Linked DNA regions of Homo sapiens: region 1 is linked to region 2. A link is a contact called in ENCODE POLR2A ChIA-PET data. All regions are on one chromosome and are shown on one strand. Each heading gives the region's core, a stretch centred on a gene start or an enhancer-like site at or near the end of the contact. The rest is flanking DNA. Distances are from core to core; before and after follow the strand shown. Region 1 holds the start of KLF4 (KLF transcription factor 4). Region 2 overlaps GNAQ (G protein subunit alpha q).

The links. ChIA-PET counts read pairs that join two places held with the same protein, here RNA polymerase II (POLR2A).
Region 1: POLR2A ChIA-PET joins it to region 2 with 12 read pairs in A549. The contact joins the promoter of KLF4 here to the enhancer-like site in region 2. POLR2A ChIA-PET finds 5 or more read pairs at or near these places in 2 of 52 experiments (A549 and IMR-90).

What each region holds. Positions count from the first base shown.
Region 1 is chr9:107,486,520-107,491,380 of GRCh38, reverse strand. It overlaps KLF4 (KLF transcription factor 4), which reads left to right and starts at 1,612. Exons shown (of 5, transcript NM_004235.6): 1 at 1,612-2,213; 2 at 2,331-2,451; 3 at 3,114-4,086; 4 at 4,189-4,353. The coding sequence starts at 2,209. RefSeq lists silencers at 1,331-1,540, 1,900-2,099, 2,751-2,800.
Region 2 is chr9:77,821,143-77,826,174 of GRCh38, reverse strand. All of the region lies in intron 2 of GNAQ (G protein subunit alpha q), which reads left to right. Among named protein-coding and RNA genes, the nearest start is that of GNA14, 180 kb to the right of the region's middle. Within about 2 kb of position 3,179, at least 4 of the 41 ENCODE cell types and tissues checked have a DNase peak (open chromatin) inside an H3K27ac peak, as active enhancers do.

The sequences.
Region 1 (4,861 bases), core at 363-2,862, about 30 Mb before region 2:
GGAAAATTACTGATCACAAACCAAGGGGAGAGTGGGGGTGGGGGAGGCAGCGTTATAAGATTGAAGTAAAGATCGCCGTTTCCTATTCCCTTCCCGGTGGGCAAGGACGCCTGCGGCGGGCTCGGTGTGCACTTTTTGAGAGCTAGGATCCCACCGCATCGCTCCACTTCCTGGCACATGGTCACTTCCCAGGGAAGTCCCTTTAGGGGGGCCTGACCTACCCGGAGCCTGAGCCGAAGGAACGAGTTGTCCTTTGACCTTTACTGGCCATTTCACCTCTTTATGACTCAATTTCTCATCCATAAAGTGGAAAGGAGAGTGCGTGGCTTGAAAAGTCATCAGTGAGTGTTTAATTCTTCTTTAATGGGTGTCTTCTATTATTATTATTATTCTACAGTGCAATTTAGTCATCAAATATTACAGGCAGTGGCTCACGCCTGTAATCCCAGCACTTCGGGAGGCCGAGGCAGGCTGATCACTTGAGGTCAGGTGTTCGAGACCTGCCTGGCCAACATGGTGAAACCCCGTCTCCACGAAAAATACAAAAATTAGCCGGCGTCGTGGCGCACGCCTGTAATCCCCGCTACTCGGGAGGCTGACGCAGGAGAATCGCTTGGACGCAGGAGGCGGAGGTTGCACTGAGCTGAGATCGTGCCACTGCATTCCAGCTTGGGCGACACAGCGAGACTCTGTCTCACAAAAAAAAAAAAAAGAAAGAAAAAAAAAGGAAAGGGCTTCGAGATGGCTGGTTGAAAACTGTCTCCGCGCCTCACAGTCCCTCTTCTCTCCCTTATGCCTCTGAGTAAATCTTGAGCCCTTTCACTCCCTTTCTCGCTATTTAAAGTATCAAAACCATAACTCCCCATTCGTGCCTCTTTCCGCCTGTTCCCGGCGGAACACTCCTCTGGCCTTCTCTTGAGGCTCCCAGTTCACGCTGCACAGTGCTGGGCACTGCCTCCTCTCCACACCCCTAGCGCCCCCCACCCCTCAGCAGAAGGGCCCGCGAGGAACCGTGCGAGGTCAGGCCGAGCGCCGGCACCGCCACCGGCACTGGCGCTGAGCGACGAGAGCGGACTCCTGCGAGCGCAGAGAGGGAGGGGGAGATGGAGGGCTGGATGAGTCACGCGGATAATCGCGCTCTTCTCCAGCGCGCAGACAGCGCGGCAAGCGCGTATGCTAGCAGGGGTGCGGACGCGTGACCGTGCCGCCCGCTGACCCCACCAGTCTTCGCGGGCTTCGAACCCAGGGAGCCGACAATGGCGGTGAGTACGGCCCTGGTCGCGCAGCGACCGAACCTGCGCCCGGTTCCTCGCGCCCCGCGCTGGGGCGGACGCCGCCGCCGCCGCCGACACCACTGCCGCCGGCGTCAGCTCGGCTCCAGCCCGCCAGCTGCCTGGCTGGCGTCACGGCCCGGCCCAGCCCCGCCCGCGCCCCTCCTTCCCCTCCCCCGCCCCCACGTGCGCCGAGTTTGTTGATTTAGCTGCCATAGCAACGATGGAAGGGAGCCTCGGGGGGGGCGGAGAGAAGAAAGGGAGGGGCGGGGCATGGGAGAAGGCGGAGGAAAAGGCTGTAGCGAAGGAAGTTATAAGTAAGGAACGCGCGCCGGCGGCCGGCAGTTTCCCGACCAGAGAGAACGAACGTGTCTGCGGGCGCGCGGGGAGCAGAGGCGGTGGCGGGCGGCGGCGGCACCGGGAGCCGCCGAGTGACCCTCCCCCGCCCCTCTGGCCCCCCACCCTCCCACCCGCCCGTGGCCCGCGCCCATGGCCGCGCGCGCTCCACACAACTCACCGGAGTCCGCGCCTTGCGCCGCCGACCAGTTCGCAGCTCCGCGCCACGGCAGCCAGTCTCACCTGGCGGCACCGCCCGCCCACCGCCCCGGCCACAGCCCCTGCGCCCACGGCAGCACTCGAGGCGACCGCGACAGTGGTGGGGGACGCTGCTGAGTGGAAGAGAGCGCAGCCCGGCCACCGGACCTACTTACTCGCCTTGCTGATTGTCTATTTTTGCGTTTACAACTTTTCTAAGAACTTTTGTATACAAAGGAACTTTTTAAAAAAGACGCTTCCAAGTTATATTTAATCCAAAGAAGAAGGATCTCGGCCAATTTGGGGTTTTGGGTTTTGGCTTCGTTTCTTCTCTTCGTTGACTTTGGGGTTCAGGTGCCCCAGCTGCTTCGGGCTGCCGAGGACCTTCTGGGCCCCCACATTAATGAGGTAGGTGAGGCGCGCGGCGCTGGGAGCAGGGAGGGGTGAGGACCGGTGGGACGCGCCGGAACGACGGCCGAAAGCCGCCCCTGACTCTCCTGTCTCCGCTCCCTGCCTTGCTCGCAGGCAGCCACCTGGCGAGTCTGACATGGCTGTCAGCGACGCGCTGCTCCCATCTTTCTCCACGTTCGCGTCTGGCCCGGCGGGAAGGGAGAAGACACTGCGTCAAGCAGGTGCCCCGAATAACGTGAGTATCGCTCCGGGCCGCCGGGAACGCCCGGTGGGTTTTCGTGGGTGTGGTGGGGGCGGGCGGAGCCTTGGGGTCACCAAGAGCCACTGAACGAGGGTAAGGAGCGGCCACCGCGCGGACTCCGCAACCTTCCCGGGATAGCTTCCGTGTCCTTGGCTCAGCTGTGTATGCCCGTGGTGCGAGCACTGCGGAGCCGCCTGGGGCGCAAGCCGGGTCTTCACCAGTCCCCGGGCGCGCTGTCGGTAGGGCGGGCGCTCTCGGGCCACCGGGCGGGAGGTGGCCGCGTCCCCAGACACTGGCTGGGCCAGAGTGAGTTTAGCGCGTAGGCGGCCCCGTGGCGAGAGCGCACCGAGAGAGCCTCGGTGTGCCAATTCCGGGGACGTCCACGGGACCTGGAGGGGGAGGGACCAGCCGCGGCGCTCGCTCACACGCAATTGGGCAGACAGGACATAACACCCGCAATACAGACGCATCACCTCTTCTTCGACCCGGGAGTGGGCCGAGATTGCAGCGCTGGCGCCCTGGGTTCCCGGGTGCTTCCTGCCTGACCAGTCCCCATGTCTGGGCGGTGCAGTCGCGCGTGGCCCGCCAGCACGTCAGTATGTCGGGTGGCAACAGGGGACCACCACTGACAGGTCTCTCCCGCCCTGTCCCCGCAGCGCTGGCGGGAGGAGCTCTCCCACATGAAGCGACTTCCCCCAGTGCTTCCCGGCCGCCCCTATGACCTGGCGGCGGCGACCGTGGCCACAGACCTGGAGAGCGGCGGAGCCGGTGCGGCTTGCGGCGGTAGCAACCTGGCGCCCCTACCTCGGAGAGAGACCGAGGAGTTCAACGATCTCCTGGACCTGGACTTTATTCTCTCCAATTCGCTGACCCATCCTCCGGAGTCAGTGGCCGCCACCGTGTCCTCGTCAGCGTCAGCCTCCTCTTCGTCGTCGCCGTCGAGCAGCGGCCCTGCCAGCGCGCCCTCCACCTGCAGCTTCACCTATCCGATCCGGGCCGGGAACGACCCGGGCGTGGCGCCGGGCGGCACGGGCGGAGGCCTCCTCTATGGCAGGGAGTCCGCTCCCCCTCCGACGGCTCCCTTCAACCTGGCGGACATCAACGACGTGAGCCCCTCGGGCGGCTTCGTGGCCGAGCTCCTGCGGCCAGAATTGGACCCGGTGTACATTCCGCCGCAGCAGCCGCAGCCGCCAGGTGGCGGGCTGATGGGCAAGTTCGTGCTGAAGGCGTCGCTGAGCGCCCCTGGCAGCGAGTACGGCAGCCCGTCGGTCATCAGCGTCAGCAAAGGCAGCCCTGACGGCAGCCACCCGGTGGTGGTGGCGCCCTACAACGGCGGGCCGCCGCGCACGTGCCCCAAGATCAAGCAGGAGGCGGTCTCTTCGTGCACCCACTTGGGCGCTGGACCCCCTCTCAGCAATGGCCACCGGCCGGCTGCACACGACTTCCCCCTGGGGCGGCAGCTCCCCAGCAGGACTACCCCGACCCTGGGTCTTGAGGAAGTGCTGAGCAGCAGGGACTGTCACCCTGCCCTGCCGCTTCCTCCCGGCTTCCATCCCCACCCGGGGCCCAATTACCCATCCTTCCTGCCCGATCAGATGCAGCCGCAAGTCCCGCCGCTCCATTACCAAGGTCAGTCCCGGGGATTTGTAGCTCGGGCTGGGGAGCCCTGTGTGTGCTGGCCCCACTTCGGGACACACGGGATGATGCTCACCCCACCTTCTTCACCCCTAGAGCTCATGCCACCCGGTTCCTGCATGCCAGAGGAGCCCAAGCCAAAGAGGGGAAGACGATCGTGGCCCCGGAAAAGGACCGCCACCCACACTTGTGATTACGCGGGCTGCGGCAAAACCTACACAAAGAGTTCCCATCTCAAGGCACACCTGCGAACCCACACAGGTAGGGGGACAAACTGCAGAAGGGAGGGGGGTTAGCTTCCAGCCCCATAGGCTACCAGTGGACACTCCTCAGTGCCTCCTTGACTTCCCAGGTTAGCTTCCAGCCCCATAGGCTACCAGTGGACACTCCTCAGTGCCTCCTTGGCTTCCCAGGGCAGTCTATCGCCTTGATCTCCGGGATCACTGGAGAGAACAGCAAACCGGCGCCTACTTTTCTGCCCAGGAGCCTTTTGCTTGATGGATGGTATCTGTGTTTGAATGTGCAATTTTGTTAGGCTTTTAAAAGGCAGGAGATTCCCCGCGGTCTGTGGGCCTCTCCTAGCTTGGCATTATAATCAAGAAATTATACTTTGCTATGCAAAAGCATGATGGCTTTTTTAAAAAAATCGTTTTTTAATGTTCCCTTCCCAGGTTCACCCTCCCTTTTTGTTATTTTGAATTCTGGTCGTAACAATTCGGTCTTACTTTTTTATTTTTTATTTTTTGTTCGTTTTGATTTACATTTTTAT
Region 2 (5,032 bases), core at 1,930-4,429:
TTTTTCACTTTCATAAAAATATATGTACTCTCTCATTATTCTTGACAATAGTGGGAAGCTATTGGCAGCCTTCTTAGCTACAGCCTGTTGTCCTCTTGGAATATGGATGCAGTGTTGCTGGGACTTCTAATTTGTCAAGAGAATTAGGACATCTGTTTTTGGGGTGTGTTTTTTGTTTTTGTTGTTTTTAATGCTAAAGCTCTTAATTTTAGATATTGACCCCTTTATAAAATTTTGCTGTATCAGGTAGATGTGCAGACTGTTATCTCACATTTAGGCCTCTTATATCTAACCCAAGTCTTCCCCATGCATAGGTTGATCATAAGTCCTAGTTTGCCTGAGATACTTGTGTTTGCACCTGTTGTCCCAGCCTCCCGCCTGTTTAGCATTTATTCCAGTTTTTTTATTTTTTTAATGAAGCATTCTTATTAATAGCTGCATTAAAATAATCCAGGATGTTTTTAACAGACATTCACTTTGTATTTCTAGATTCTGCCTTTGCAGTTAAACAGACTTCTCACTTTACACTTGGTTGAGTCTGATATCCCTTCCCAGATGCATTGTTAACTGCATCTCTCTTTCAAAGACAGCGTGTGGGCATTCCTGCTAATATGGAGTAAGCTGGGACAAAAGTGACTAGGGGCAGCCAAACTCTTCCAGTCTGAAAGATGGTGGAGAAGCATGTGGTGCTGCTGCCTTTACCGTCTGCTTGAATCAGCTAGTCATGCTATGGTCTGGCGTGTAGGCTGCCAGGTCCACGAAGACACCACACTTCTGTGAGTAGGGTCAGTGGGCAGTTGCTAGGTGTATGTGAAATGTGTGTGGAAAATGAAGGCTGAAGCAGTCTTACTGTGGAGGTATGAAAGATTTTGCTTTATCATTTATTGTTTGGTATAAATCTGTTGTATTGTTTGATAATGCTTTTATTTTGCAGCAGATCTTTTTGGCCATAATAAGTTTTTTTAGAAACTTGAAAATGCATGTTTAACAAAAAATTAAGTACTGTATTTTTGTTTCTAAAGAAAGTTGATAATGTGTAATTCATATAAAATTATTTATCAGTACTTAACATTCACCATTGTAGCCATGAATATAATCAACCACACAAAATACGAAAGACACAAATCTTCTGCTTCAAGAGTTCGCTGTTATTTTCAGAAGACTGTGCCCAAAGATGACATTTTAGCATGTGCAGCAGCAGAGAATGCATTTTTATATCACTCTGTGAAGCATGACTTTTTGTTTAGATCAAATGACTTTCTTTCCGAGTTAATTTAGCTCATTTTTATTCCAGGTTTTCTTATGCATGTACAAAAAAATGAAGCAATAGCAATTAATCTGTTAATTCTCTTAGCAGAAGAAAAACTTTGCAGGTAATTGATGGTTTGTTTTTTCTTCATTAATTCATGGAATCGAGATGAAGCTTTTAGAAGTTCATGCTGATAAAGTGAAATATCCAACATGGTTTTGATTGCTACAGTAAATGCTTTTGCTTCTTTAAAAAATTTTAAAAGTCATTGTTCAAAGTAATGTATTTTGTGGTAATGATACGAGTATAATTTTTCATGGAGCATAGTGTCATGGTAAAATACTGTATGTATTAAATTAATAAACTAGTGGACCAGAAATATTCTTAGAATAGTTATGGCTCACACATAAATCACAGTTGTATCCAAACAAGCTGCAATAATCTATTTATGAGTTTCATCTCCTAAACATATTTGTGAAATAATACTATTCTGAACTAATACCGAAAGATAGTTCTATGAAAATATTTGAACTGAGATATTTATGTCTTTCCATTTGAAAAACATAATAGAGTGAGATTACTTACCATTCAGCAGACCTTGTTCTAAGCTTACCAAGTATCTGAACCAACAAGAGAGGCCGTTTCTGAATTAAAACTATTAAGGTCTACCAAGAAGAGCATGGTTGAAAATGTTAACAGTTTCAAATTTATTGACCTAAAATAGTTAAGGCAATTTTTAAGAATGTTACAAACAATTCTATGAAATAGTTAAATACATAATATGTCAATATTGAAAAAATATAGTTCTCTGAAGGATGTTAGGGACATGATGTTAGAAAGAGATATGGCTAAGAACATGACTAAAGTACATGAAGGTACCAAGAAAAGTATTTCTGCTCATTTTTTACTTTAAAATCTACATTGATTTATCAAAAGTTTATATTTTAGGAAGATTTTATATTTTGAAAAATTTTTTAATGTGCACACTTCCTTGAATAATATCAATGTAATAAAATAGATTTGCTGGTCAATAAATACTTTAAAGACATACAACATTGATATGGTTTGGCTCTGTGTCCCCACCCAAACCTCATCTTAAATTGTAATCCCCACTTGTTGGGGGAAGGGCCTCATGGGAGGTGATTGAATCGTGGGGACAGATTTCCCCTTTGCTGTTCTCATGATAGTGAGTGAGTTCTCATGAGATCTGATCGTTTAAAAGTGTGTGGCACCTCCCGCTTCTCTGTCTCTCCTGCTCTACCACGGTAAGACGTGCTTGCTTCCCCTTCACCTTCCACCATGATTGTAAGTTTCCTGAGGCCTCCCATTCATGCTTCCTATACAGCCTGCAGAACCGTGAGTCAGTTAACCTCTTTTCTTCATAAATTATCCAGTCTCAGGTAGTTCTTTATAGCAGTGTGAGAACAGGTTAATACAAACATTAACTGTTTTGGTAGCCTTTTTAATACTCAAAAGTGTTAGTAGACTATAACTATATTATTATACTCTCAGTGGAAAGTTAACAGTTTCTCAGCAGTGGTCCAGGTAACTTTTTACACTTCTTATCTATAATATTTTCAAAATTTGGGTCTTTATTTAAAGTGACAAATTATATAACTTACTACAAAAAAACCAGGCCTTGTAGGATGTGAGTTATTTTCCTTCCCTTCTTCCTACTTAAATTCTAGGCCAGGCGTGGTGGCTCACGCCTGTAATCCCAGCACTTTGGGAGGCTGAGATGGGCAGATCATGAGGTCAGGAGATTGAGACCATCCTGGCTAACACGGTGAAACCCCATCTCTACTAAAAATACAAAAAATTAGCCGGGCGTTGTGGCAGACGCCTGTAGTCCCAGCTACTCAGGAGGCTGAGGCAGGAGAATGGCATGAACCCGGGAGGCGGAGCTTGCAGTGAGCCGAGATTTGCCACTGCACTCCAGCCTGCCAGCCTGGGTGACAGACCAAGACTCCTTCTCAAAGAAAAAAAAAAAAACAACTTCTAAATGCTTCATTACCGTTTTTCATAGGATAAAGAGGTATTGTTTTTGTTTCTTTATTTTTATTAATGGAACAGTTTCTGGCTCTGTTAAAGGGGCATTTAAGCAAGGTATTCTAAAAGCTCTATTCCTTCCCCAAGATTCTAGGAAAGTGAGCCTTTTACTTTCAGTTTTTCCTAACACAATTTCTTGAATGTCTGAAGCTTCAGTGGTCAGATTTCACATGGGATGTTCCAGAAAGATGATATTCCCTATGTAAGACTCTGAAATTCTTGGGAGCATTTGGGCCTTTTTTTTTTTTTTTTAATCAAAAAGCTTGTTCTTTTTATTTTTTCGCCTGTCTGAATTCTACCAACTGAACAGGGAAATCTTCTTTATCTGTTTTTCCTGTTGTCAAATAAAATAAAATTCCAAACCAGCAGCAACATACTCCTCTGGTTAATGAGATTGTAGGAGCACAGACATTACAAAGGACTAAAATGATTAGGCTTTTTCTGAGGTATAATATCAGGAAATGAACCACATAACATTATGTGATCTCAGAAATGAAGATGATATGAATCTATAAAGCAGGCATTTACCTATTATGCCAGGGTGGGGAGAAATCAGTCAATGAGTTGTTTTGTTGGTATAAAATCAACCTACAGTTGGTTGTTAGGGGTCTCAGTCTCTAGTCAGTGTTTTCAAAACATGATTTAATTCACCAACAGTCTCGTCAACAGATCTGGAGGCAAAAAAAGCTTCCATGGTCAAACAAGTTTGGAAAATTCAATAATATCCCCAATGCTAGGCTCATGGATTTATAGCACCTTTCTAGGTAAGGGCCATTGCCTTTTTATAACTTCTGTGTTCTGCAGCACAGACCTCTGTTTGACTATTTATAACCATTATTCTCCCCATTCTCTTACTTGGACTTCAGAATCCATTTGTCAAATACCTATTAACATTCCAATTAACTTAGTTTTCCATTAACTTAATTTTCCATTAATTAATGTTCCTCAGATATTCTTTGAAAGTAGTCATACAGACCATACCCTAATTGTTTTGAATTTTAATGAATATGCATATCTTTAATCTCTCTTTTCAATTTTTTTAAATCAACTGTGACTTTGTATAAACTCTCTGAAGATAAACTAGTTTTTTTGGTGGTATTAATAATGCATACATACATACACACACACACACACACACACACACACACACACCCATACTAGGATAGTACAACATCATAATTATGAAGATAATAGTAGAACTTCAGAGAGTGCAAAATTTTAAATTGTACCCCAAGATTTTATAGACCTGAAGGCAGTGTTCTTTGTAATGGAATTATGTAATTATATCAATCAACATACTCTGGAAGTGTTTGATGTAGGTTTTGCCATGCTGCATCAAGCATCTGACCTACAATGTCATTGATACTGATAATTATGACATTACAGACAAACATGAAAAAGGAAAATGTTAAGCAAAGAACCAAATAGAAGAATATTTACATGGAAAATGGTAGTGGTAGGGCCAAGAAAGAGATTGAGTTCTCTGAAAAGAAAAAAAAATATATTTTAAACAATAAAGGAGGGGTATTTCCTTTACCCAAGAAGGAATCCCCATTCTATGTTAGAATGAGCAAATAAAGCCTATAGGCCAGCAAAACCAAGAGGAGAATTGTAGTTCCAGCAAATGTTTTTTGGGAAAGACAGTATAACTATAGTCATTGATTATCTTGGTGACCATAATGGAGATTAAAAATAAAAATCTAATGATAGAAGAACAAACTTAATAATGAGTTA